Regions from separate parts of the Homo sapiens genome. Here region 2 is linked to region 1. Evidence: read pairs that join two places in POLR2A ChIA-PET (ENCODE). Cell type or tissue: GM12878. All regions are shown on one strand. Links, peaks and the distances in the headings refer to the core of each region. The heading gives the core; the rest is flanking DNA. Region 1 overlaps SMIM14 (small integral membrane protein 14). Region 2 has its middle 95 kb from the start of UBE2K.

Region 1 (5,378 bases), core at 158-5,157:
GCAGCACATTCTCAGCTCACTGCAACCTCCACCTCCTGGGTCCAAGTGATTCTCCTGCCTCACCCTCCCAAGTATCTGGGATTACAGGTGCGTGCCATCACACCCAGCTAGTTTTTATATGGTTAGTAGAGACGGAGTTTTGCCATGTTGGACAGGCTGGTCTCGAACTCCTTACTTCAGATGATCCACCTGCCTCAGCCTCTCAAAGTGCTGGGATTACAGGCGTGAGCCACTGTGCCCGACCAGGAAAATGTTTTCCATAAATCAGAAACAGAAAAATTTAACAGAAAATATAAAAATTCCAGGCCAGGCCTGTAATCCCAGCACTTTGGGAGGCCAAGCTGGGTGGATCACCTGAGGTCAGGAGTTCGAGACCAGCCCGGCTAACATGGTGGAAACCCATATCTACTAAAAATACAAAAATCAGCTGGGCGTGGTAGTGCACATCTGTAATCCCAGCTACTTGGGAGGCTGAGGCAGGAGAATCGCTTGAACCCAGGAAGCAGAGGTTGCAGCAAGCCGAGATCGTGCCACTGCACTCCAGCCTGGGTGACAAAGCAAGACTCTGTCTCAAAAAAAAAAAAAAAAAAGATACATATATATATATATTCCATACTATGTTGATCCCACATAATAGTGCATACAAGTAACTTATAAATGATTTTTTTTTTTTTTGGAGACAGGGTCTCTATTGCCCAGGCTGTAGTGCAGTGGTGTAATCATGGCTCACTGCATCCTTGACCTCCTGAGCTCAAGCCATCTTCCCACCTCAACCCCCCAAGCAGCTAGGACTACAGGTGTGTGCCACCACAATGGCTTCGCTTATAAATGTTAAGCAAGCAGTAGGTTTTTGTTTTGAGATAGGGTCTCTGTTGCCCAGGCTGGAGTGCAGTGGCGTGATCACAGCTCCCTGCAGCCTCAGCCTCCCCAGCTCAAGCAATCCTCCCACCTCAGGCTCCGGAGCAGCTGAGCCCACAGGTGCATGCCATCACACTCAGCCAATTTTTTTACTTTTTTGTAGAGAGAGGGGGTCTCGATGTGTTGCCCAGGTAGGTCTTGAACTCCTGGGCTCAGGTGATCTCCCCACCTCAGCCTTCCAAATTGCTGGGATTACAGGCATGAGCCACCATACCTGGCCAGAAAGCAGTTTTTAACAGCTGTATTACAAAATACTGGTGTGTTCTAAACTTGAGAGGTATATTACAAGCAATGGTACCAGTTTGTTAAAGATGAATGTTATCTAAATAAATTACAACAGAATCAAGACTTTTCCTTAATATTTCATTCACATGCTTGTCTATATGATTTCTCTGAGCAGAAAGAAGCAGAGTGCTGAGCGCAGTGGCTCACACCTGTAAAACCAATTCTGACAGGCTGAGGCAGAAGAATTGCTTGAGCCTAGGAGTTTGAGACCAGCCTGCCAAGGTGGTGAAACCGTCTCTACAAAAAACTTTAATAATTAGCCAGGCATGCTAGCATGTGCCTTCTTATGTAGTAGTCCCAGCTACTCAGAAGGCTGAGAAGGGAGGATAACTTGAGCCCAGGAGTTCAAGGCTACCGTGAGCTATGATCACACCACTGCACTCCAACCTGTGTGACAGAGACCCTGTTTCTAATTAAAATAAAAATGAAAGAAGCGGACTATGGCTACTGCTCTCCAAACTAAGTAACTCACAGCCTCTTTCTTCCATATCATAGCTGAGATGACATGTGCACAAAGATGCGCATAAACATCATTAGTCATACTGGGAAAAATGCTTAGAACTACTGTGATAAAGAAAGCAATTATTGGGCCAGGCGCGGTGGCTCACACCTGTAATCCCAGCACTTTGGGAAGCCAAGGCAGGCGAATCACCTGAGGCCTGGAGCTCAAGACCAGCCTGGCCAATATGGTGAAACCCCATCTCTACTAAAAATACAAAAATTAGCTGAGCATGGTGGTGGGTGCCTGTAGTCCCAGCTACTTGGGAGGCTGAGGCAGGAGAATTGCTTGAACCCAGGAGGTGGAGGTTGCAGTGAGCCGAGACTATGCTCTGTGCCACTGCACTCCAGCATGGGCAACAAGAGCAAAACCCTGTCAAAAAAAAAAAAAAAGAAAGAAGGAAAGAAAGAAAAGCAAGCAAGCAAGCAAGGATTAACAAATAAAATAAACAAACAGATTTTAAAAGTCTGTTCAAAATTTCAAGCAAGTCAGTTTCTTCTACATTACCTTTCCCAAGAGTAACAAAGCAGCAAAATATATATTGTATAAAAAGCAAACTTGTTTTTGCCAGGGCATGGTAGCTGTAATCCCAGGACTTTGGGAGGCTGAGGTGGGCAGATCACTTGAGGTCAGGAGTTCGACACCAGCCTGGCCAACAGAGTGAAACCCCGTCCCTATTAAAAATACAAAAATTAGCCGGGCATGGTGGCAGGTGCCTGTAATCCCAACTACTCAGGAAGTTGAGGCACAAGAATCGCTTGAACTCGGGAGGTGGAGGTTGCAGTGAGCTGAGATCGTGCCACTGCACTCTAGCCCGGGTGACAGAGTGAGACTCCATCTCAAAAAAAAAAAAAAAGAGCAAACTTGTTTTTAAAAACTATGTTGTGGCCGGGTGCAGTGGCTCATGCCTATAATCCCAGCACTTTGGGAGGCCAAGGCGGGCGGATCACGAGGTCAGGAGATCGAGACCATCCTGGCTAACATGGTGAAACTCCGTCTCTACTAAAAATACAAAAAAATTAGCCGGGCATGGTGGCAGGTACCTGTAGTCCCAGCTACTCGGGAGGCTGAGGCAGGAGAATGGCATGAACCCGGGAAGCGGAGCTTGCAGTGAGCCGACATTGCGCCACTGCACTCTAGCCTGGGCCACAGAGCGAGACTCCGTCTCAAAAAAAAAAAAAAATAAATATGTTAAAAGATAAAAGATGATAGCAGCCAGAACACTGACTTCTAAGTCTGGTGCATATACCAGGAAGATGCTTACTGCATCCCTAATTCAATTTGAAATACTTTTATTAGCTATTAAATTTTGAAAGCTCTGCACTTGTAATACTTGTCAATGAGTGCAGTCAGGCATAAACCAGCTTCATTCTGTCATTCTGTATTTTTACAAAGCTGAGACACATCTGTGCTTTGGCCTAAATTTAAAAAAAAAAAAAGGAAATGAAAATTCAATATGAAAATAAGCAATAAGAAGGTAACTTTCTCCAAAACAAAAGAACAGAGGTCGTAAATGTTATCAAATACATATGTAAGCCCTACTATACACCTAAAAATTGGTTTAGTTTAGAAAAATGTACTTTTCCAAAGAGTTAATTCTTTAAAAATAAAATATGCATTTATAATTTAAAATTTAAATACCAAAAGTTAAAAAAAAATGGAAAAATGCAGGTACTTTCCTCTCCTCAGAGATAGCTTCTATTAAAAATCTTCACGTCAGCTGGGCACGGTGACTCATGCCTGTAATCCCAGCACTTTGGGAGGCCAAGGCAGGCGGTCAAGAGATCAAGACCATCCTGGTCAACATGGTGAAACCCCGTCTCTACTAAAAATACAAAAATTAGCTGGGCATGGTGGCACGCGCCTGTAATCTCAGCTACTCAGGAGGCTGAGGCTGGAGAATCACTTGAACCCGGGAGGCAGAGGTTGCAGTGAGCAGAGATCGGGCCACTGCACTCCAGCCTACTGACAGAGCGAGACTCCGTCTCAAAAAAAAAAAAAAAAAAAAAACCTTCATGTCTGACCAGGTGCAATGGCTCACACCTGTAATCCCAGCACTTTGGGAGGCGAAGCCAGGTGGACTGCATGAGCTCAGGAGTTCGAGACCAGCCTGGGCAACATTGCAAAACCCCAACTCTACAAAAAATACAAAAATTAGCCAGGCGTGGTCTCAGCTACTAGGGAGGCTGAGGTGGGTTGGTAGCTTGAGCCTGGGAGGTGGAGGCTGCAATGAGCCGAGATCGCCCCACTGCACTTCAACTTGGATGACAGAGTGAGACTCCCGTCACACACACACACACACACACACACACACACACACACACACACACACACACAAAAGAAAAAGAAAAACCTTTATGTCTCAGGAAGATTTTAGAATTCAAAAAATACCAAAAATAAATAAATTAAAAAAATATTTTAAAACTTCATGTAACATTTTCTAAGCATATGCAAGTATGTATATATATATATATGCTATATATACTTGTTGAATTATGATTAAAATAATTTAAGAAGTCTCAGCTGGGTGCAGTGGCTCACGCCTGTAATCCTAGCACTTTGGGAGGCCCAGACAGGTGGATCACCTAAGGTCAGGAGTTCGAGACCAGCCTGGCCAACATGGTGAAACTCTGTCTCTACTAAATATACAAAAATTAGCTGGGCATGGTGGCGCACGTCTGTAATCCCAGCTACTCAGGAGGCTGAGGCAGGAGAATTGCTTGAACCCGGGAGGCAGAGGTTACAGTGAGCCGAGATCACCCCACTGCACTCCAGTCTGGGCAACAAAGTGAGACTCTGTTTCAAAAAAAAAAATTAAGAAGTCTTTAATATAGCTTCTATTTGTAATTAGACTGGCTGCTGTAATTATTCAGTTTTTAGGTTAACTATTTAAGGCCATGGTTCACCATAATATTATTTATAATTGTGAAAAACTGGAAACTACATTCATGCCCAATATTAAAGGAAAACTTCAAATAAATCTGTTTATTTAAAATATCTTTGGATGCAGTGGTTCATGCCTGTAATCCCAGCACTTTGGGAGGTCAAGGCAGAAGGATCATTTGAGCCCAGGAATTCCATACCAACCTGAGCCTGTCTCTACAGAAAACAAACAAAAAAAAATTAGTGTGGTAGTATGGACCTGTGGTCCTAGCTACTCAGGAGGCAGAGGTGGGAGAATCGCATGAGCCCAGAAGGTTGAGGCTGCAGTGAGCCATGATCACGCCACTAAATTCAAATAGTAAAACACAAATCAAAGGAGAAAATGTAGGAAGAACTCTGATGATTGTATCAACGAATACAAAGTAATAGGTTTTGGGTGTGGGGAATGAGCAGGTAATACAAAAGGAAGAAGAAAATGCTACAAATTTACTTGAAGCCTGGTAGGCTCTCAGCACTCAATACAACAATGCAAGACCTAGGAGTCTTTGCAGAATGTTTTTTGTTTGTTTATTGTTTTGAGACGGAGTCTCGCTCTGTCGCAAGGCTGGAGTGCAGTGGCACAATGGCTCACTGCAACCTCCACCTTCCGAGTTCAAGTGATTCTCCTGCCTCAGCCTCCCAAGTAGCTGGGATTACAGGCGCGCATGACCACACCCAGCTAATTTTTGTATTTTTAGTAGAGACGGGATTTCACCACGTTGGTCAGGATGGTCTCAATCTCTCGACCTCGTGA
Region 2 (5,378 bases), core at 145-5,144, 160 kb after region 1:
CCAATAATTAGTCATAATGTAAGAAGAATGGAAGTTGGGGTGGACCATGTAAAAGAACCAAGTAAGTACTCAACTACCTTCAAAAAGTATGTTTTAAATGCAGTGAATAAAAGTAGGGCAGGGCGCGGTGGCTTACGCCTGTAATCCCAGCACTTTGGGAGGCTGAGGCAGGCGGATCACGAGGTCAGGAGATCGAGACCATCCTGGCTAACATAGTGAAACACCATCTCTACTAAAAATACAAAAAAATTAGCCGGGTGTGGTGGCGGGCGCTTGTAGTCCCAGCTACTCCGGAGGCTGAGGCAGGAGAATGGTGTGAACCTAGGGGGCGGAGCTTGCGGTGAGCCGAGATTGTGCCACTGCATTCCAGCCTGGGCGACAGAGAGAGACTCTGTATCAAAAAAAAATATATATATATAGATATCTATATATAATATATATGTATATATATAGATATCTATATATCTATATATATACACACAAAAATTAGCTGGGTGTGGTGGTGTGCACCTGTAATCCCTGCTACTCAGGAGGCTGCTGTGAAAGGATCACCTGAGCCCAGGAGGTCCAGGCTGCAGTAAGCTGCGATCGCACCACTGCACTTCAGCCTGGGAGAGCCTGTCTCAAAAAATAAAGTACAATACAGGCCAGGCACAGTGGCTTATTCCTGTAATCTCAGCACTTTGGGAGGCCGAGGTGTAAGGATACGTTGAGGCCAGGAGTCCAAGACCAGACTGGGCAACAAAGCGAGACTCTACAAAATTAAAATTTTTTAAATACAGTATACAGTACATTGGGACATATTGTACACAGTATACATAATTTTTGCCAATTATATACCTCAATAAAGCTGGAGAAAAAAGTGTCTAATTCAATGACTTTTAGTATATTCATGAAGTTGTGTATCTATCACCACTATCAACTTTAGAAATTTTCATTACTTGAAAAAGAAACCCAACATCCCTTAGCAGTCATGCTTTTGTTTTTTAAAATAATATTTTTAGCAATATTTGACTTTTAAAATGTATATATTCCTTTGATAAAACAAAAAATAATGCCGTCTTAAACCACTGTATGCATTTCAGATTATTTCCTTAAGGGCACTCTTCAGAACCTTCCTTTATTGCCAGTATTTCCCCATCATGTTGTACTAGTAAATATTACCACTCATGGCCGGGCACAGTGGCTCATGCCTGTAATCCCAGCACTTTGGGAGGCCGAGGCGGGCGGATCACCTGAGGTCTGGAGTTCGAGACCAGCCTGACCAACATGGTGAAACCCCCGTCTCTACTAAAAATACGAAAAATTAGCCTGGCGTGGTGGCGGGCACCTGTAATCCCAGCTACTCGGAAGGCTGAGGCAGGAGAATCGCTTGAACCTGGAAGGCGGAGGTTGCAGTGAGCAGAGATCGCGCCACTGCACTCCAGTTTGGGCAACAAGAGCAAAACTCTATCTCAAAAAAAAAAAGTATATATATACATATATATATATACACACACATATATATATACACACATATATACACATATATATACATATATATGCATATATATGTATATATATATAACCATTCATGTATATAAAAGGTTCACACTACTCATGGCAAATATAAGTATTCTCTTCAAAAATACTCATATGGCTGGACATGGTGGGTTTATACCTATAATCCCAGCACTTTGGGAGACTGAGGTGGGAGGATTGCTTGAGCCCAAGAATTTGAGACCAGCCTGGGCAACATAATGAGACCTCATCTCTAAAAATATTTTAGAAATTAGCTGAGGATGGTGGACCACGCCTGTAGTCCAGCTACTATGGAGACTGAGGTGTGAGGATTGCTTGAGCCTGGGAGGTCAAAGCTACAGTGAGCTGTGAGGGCGCCACTGCACTCCTGCCTGGGCGACAGAGCAAGACCCTGTCTTTAAAAAAAAAAAAAGTTCATATGAAGGTGAAAGTAATGGGGATTTGTGTTTAAGTGAAGATTTGGTGTGGTTGAATGTATCAGATGGCATTTTCAGTATGGCATATTATTTCATTGAATCCTTCAAACAAATTGAGTACTTTTTTTATTACAGTCTTTTTACAATTGAAGAAATAGTAATATACAACTCACCAGAACTCAACAAAGCATAACCTGACCAAACCAGGTTTCAAACTTCCTGAAACCAAAACTCTTGCTACCCGGCCGGGCACAGTGGTTCACGCTTGTAATCCCAACACTTTGGGAGGCCGAGGGGGCAGATCACTTGAGCTGAGGAGTTCAAGACCAGCCTGGGCAAAATAGTGAGACCTTTTCTCAAGAAAAAAATTTTTAAAAGAGCCAGGTGTGATGGCGTGCACCTGTAGTCCCAACTACTTGGAAGGCTGAGGTGGTGGGACTGCTTGGGCACGGGACATCAAGGCAGCACTCCATGTGTGCAGAGGATTGTGGCCTCTGCACTCCAGCCTGGATGACATAATGAGAGCCTGTCTCCCCCCCCCAAAAAAAAAAGAAAAAAAAGAATTAACTGAAAATTGGAATTATTCCCACCCTGCATGATTATCTTACAGTCACACTGCTCTTAATCAGCCTTTTAGTGCCTCACTCTTAACCATAAGGGGAACTAAGATTAAAACTTTGAGAAGACCAGCCTGGGGAACATGGCAAAAACCCATCTCTACAAAAAATACAGGAAATTATCCAGGTGTGGTGGTGGTGTGCGCCTGTGGTCCCAGCTACTAGGGAGGCTGAGATTGGAGGATCACTTGAGCCTGGGAAGTCGAGGCTGTGGTGAGGTGAGATGTTGCCACATCACTTCAGCCTGGGTGACAGAGCAAGACTCTATCTCATAAAAAAAAAATTAAAAAAAAAATTTTTTTTAGAAGAGCCTTCAACATAAAAGAAACCAAGACGAAAAATAACCTGGATGAAACTTAATCTAGGGATCAGAATTATTAAAACAAAAATCTAGGCTGGGCGCCGTGGCTCACGCCTGTAATCCCAGCACTTCGGGAGGCCGAGATGGGCGGATCACGAGGTCAAGAGTTCAAGACCAGCCTGACCAACATGGCGAGACCCTGTCTCTACTGAAAATACAAAAGAAATTACTGGGTGTGGTGGTGGGCGCCTGTAATCTCAGCTGCTCGGGAGGCTGAGACAGGAGAATCGCTTGAATCCTGGAGGCAGAGGTTGCAGTGAACCGAGATCTAGTTATTGACATCAAAGAAGTCATTGGGCCCATATAGAAACAGGATGCTATAAAAAGGAATTTTAAGAAAATAAGACTGTTAGGAATTCTATAAATTTCTTCTCCAACCCTTCCTTCCTTCCTTCCTTCCTTCCTTCCTTTCCCTTCCTTCCTTCCTTCCCCTTCCTTCCTTCCTTCCTTTCCTGACGGAGTCTTGCTCTGTCGCCCAGGCTGGAGTGCAGTGGTGCGATCTTGGCTCGCTGCAATCTGCCGGGTTCAAGCGGTTCTCCTGCCTCAGCCTCCCAAGTAGCTGGGACTACAGGCGCCCGCCACCACGCCTGGCTAACTTTTTGGCCAGGATGGTCTCGAACGCCTGACCTTGTGATCTGCCCACCTCGGCCTCCCAAAGTGCTGGGATTACAGGCGTGAGCCACCGCACCTGGCCTCCAACTTTATTTCTGTCCTGACAGGATTTAAGGGAGACCCACAGCATTCCTTGTAGGGAATAGGGGGTATAGTCTTATCTATATGGATAGACCACTATGAAAATGTTACCCACTTTACCAATGCCTAGGGGACTAATCATGCTTTTCATCTCAATTTACCTCGGTCACTCACTTCAGTATTTTCCGGTTATTTGGCATAAAACTCTGTATTTTCTTTTTTTTTTTTTTGATGGAGGGGCTGGTGGACAAGGTCTCACTCTGTTGCTCAGGCGGGAGTGCAGTGGAACCATCAGGGCTCACTGTAGCCACGACCCCAGGCTCACGTGATCCTCCCATCTCAGCCCCCTCAAGTAGCTGGGACTACAGGCACACACCACATATCCCTGGCTAATTTTTCATTCGTTAATTTTTGAGACAGAGCCGCATTCTGTTGCCCAGGCTAGAGTGCAGTGACTTGATGTCAGTTCACTGCAACCTCCACTTCCTGGGCTCAAGTGATCCTCCCATCTGAGCCTCCTGAGGAGCTGTGACTACAGGCGCACACCACAACAGGCTAATTTTTGTAGTTTTTGTAGAGATAGGGGTCTCACTATGTTGCTCAGGCTGGTTTCAAACTCCTGAGCTCAAGCAATCCACCGGCCTTGGCCTCCCAAAGTGTTGGGATTACAGGCGTGAGCCACTGCACCCTGCGTATTTCCTAATCTTTATCTAATCTTACTAACTGGCCCCCTATCTGCCTCCTTCCTCCATTCCCAAATTCTTAGGAACAGTCATGAGCAAAATTCCATGTAACTTTAACTTTTTTTTCTTTGTATGGAAACATGCTTTAATTTCTGTTGGGTAAACAGCTTGGAGTAGGTTGGGCGAGGTGGCTCACGGCTGTAATCCCAGCACTTTGGGAGGCCAAGGTGGGCGGATCACAAGGTCAGGAGATCCAGATCAGCCTGGCCAAAAAGGTGAAACCCCGTCTCTACTAAAAATACAAAAATTAGGCCCGGCGTGGTGGCTCACGCCTGTAATGCCAGCACTTTGGGAGGCCGAGGCTGGCAGATCACGAGGTCAGGAGATGGAGACCATCCTGGCTAACGCAGTGAAACCCCGTCTCTACTAAAAATACAAAAGAAAAAAAAAAATAGCTGGGCGTGGTGGCGGGCACCTACAGTCCCAGCTACTTGGGAGGCTGAGGCAGGAGAATGGCATGAACCCAGGAGGTGGAGCTTGCAGTGAGCCGAGATCACGCCACGGCACTCCAGCCTAGGCGACAGAGCTAGACTCCATCTCAAAAAAACAAAAACAAAAACAAAAAACAGCTTGGAGTAGAATGGCTATCACCACATCTCTTTATCCATTCAGTTTCTAACTCAAACATGACCATTCCCTGAAGCTACTGTTTCCACTAGAGCCTCTTCAGTTGGTGGCTATATATATTTTTTAATGTTGACAATCATGTCATGTATGAATAGAAGACTTTTACTTTTTTCTTGTCTTTCTTTCTTTCTTTGTTTTGTTTTGTTTTGTTTTGTTTTTTTTCAGAGATAGAGTCTTGCTGTGTTACCCAGCCTGGAGTGCAATGGCGTGATCATAGCTCATCATAACCTCAATCACTTAGGCTCAAGGGATCCTCCCACCTCAGCCTCCCAAGTAGCTAGGATTACAGGCATGCACTACCATGCCAGGCTAATTTTTTTTTTTTTTCTGTAGAGTGGAGTTCTTGCTTTGTTGCTCAGGGAGCTCTCGAACTCTTGGCCTCAAGCAGTCTTCCCACCTC

Evidence for each region. Peaks named below come from ENCODE experiments on the same cell type or tissue, not always from the same donor. Only the 100,000 strongest peaks of a DNase experiment are listed, where the experiment ranks them.
Region 2: POLR2A ChIA-PET joins it to region 1 with 6 read pairs; 4 of 35 experiments call an interaction of 5 or more read pairs at or near these places.

The regions. Positions count from the first base shown.
Region 1 is chr4:39,628,789-39,634,166 of GRCh38, forward strand. The region is part of intron 1 of SMIM14 (small integral membrane protein 14); the gene reads right to left. Among named protein-coding and RNA genes, the nearest start is that of SMIM14, 7.4 kb to the right of the region's middle. In GM12878, for the core only: no CTCF peak of the experiment used is centred there; a DNase peak (open chromatin) is centred at 3,068; H3K4me3 peaks cover 560 bases; H3K27ac peaks cover 1,918 bases.
Region 2 is chr4:39,790,168-39,795,545 of GRCh38, forward strand. No RefSeq gene overlaps it. Among named protein-coding and RNA genes, the nearest start is that of UBE2K, 95 kb to the left of the region's middle. In GM12878, for the core only: no CTCF peak of the experiment used is centred there; a DNase peak (open chromatin) is centred at 2,093.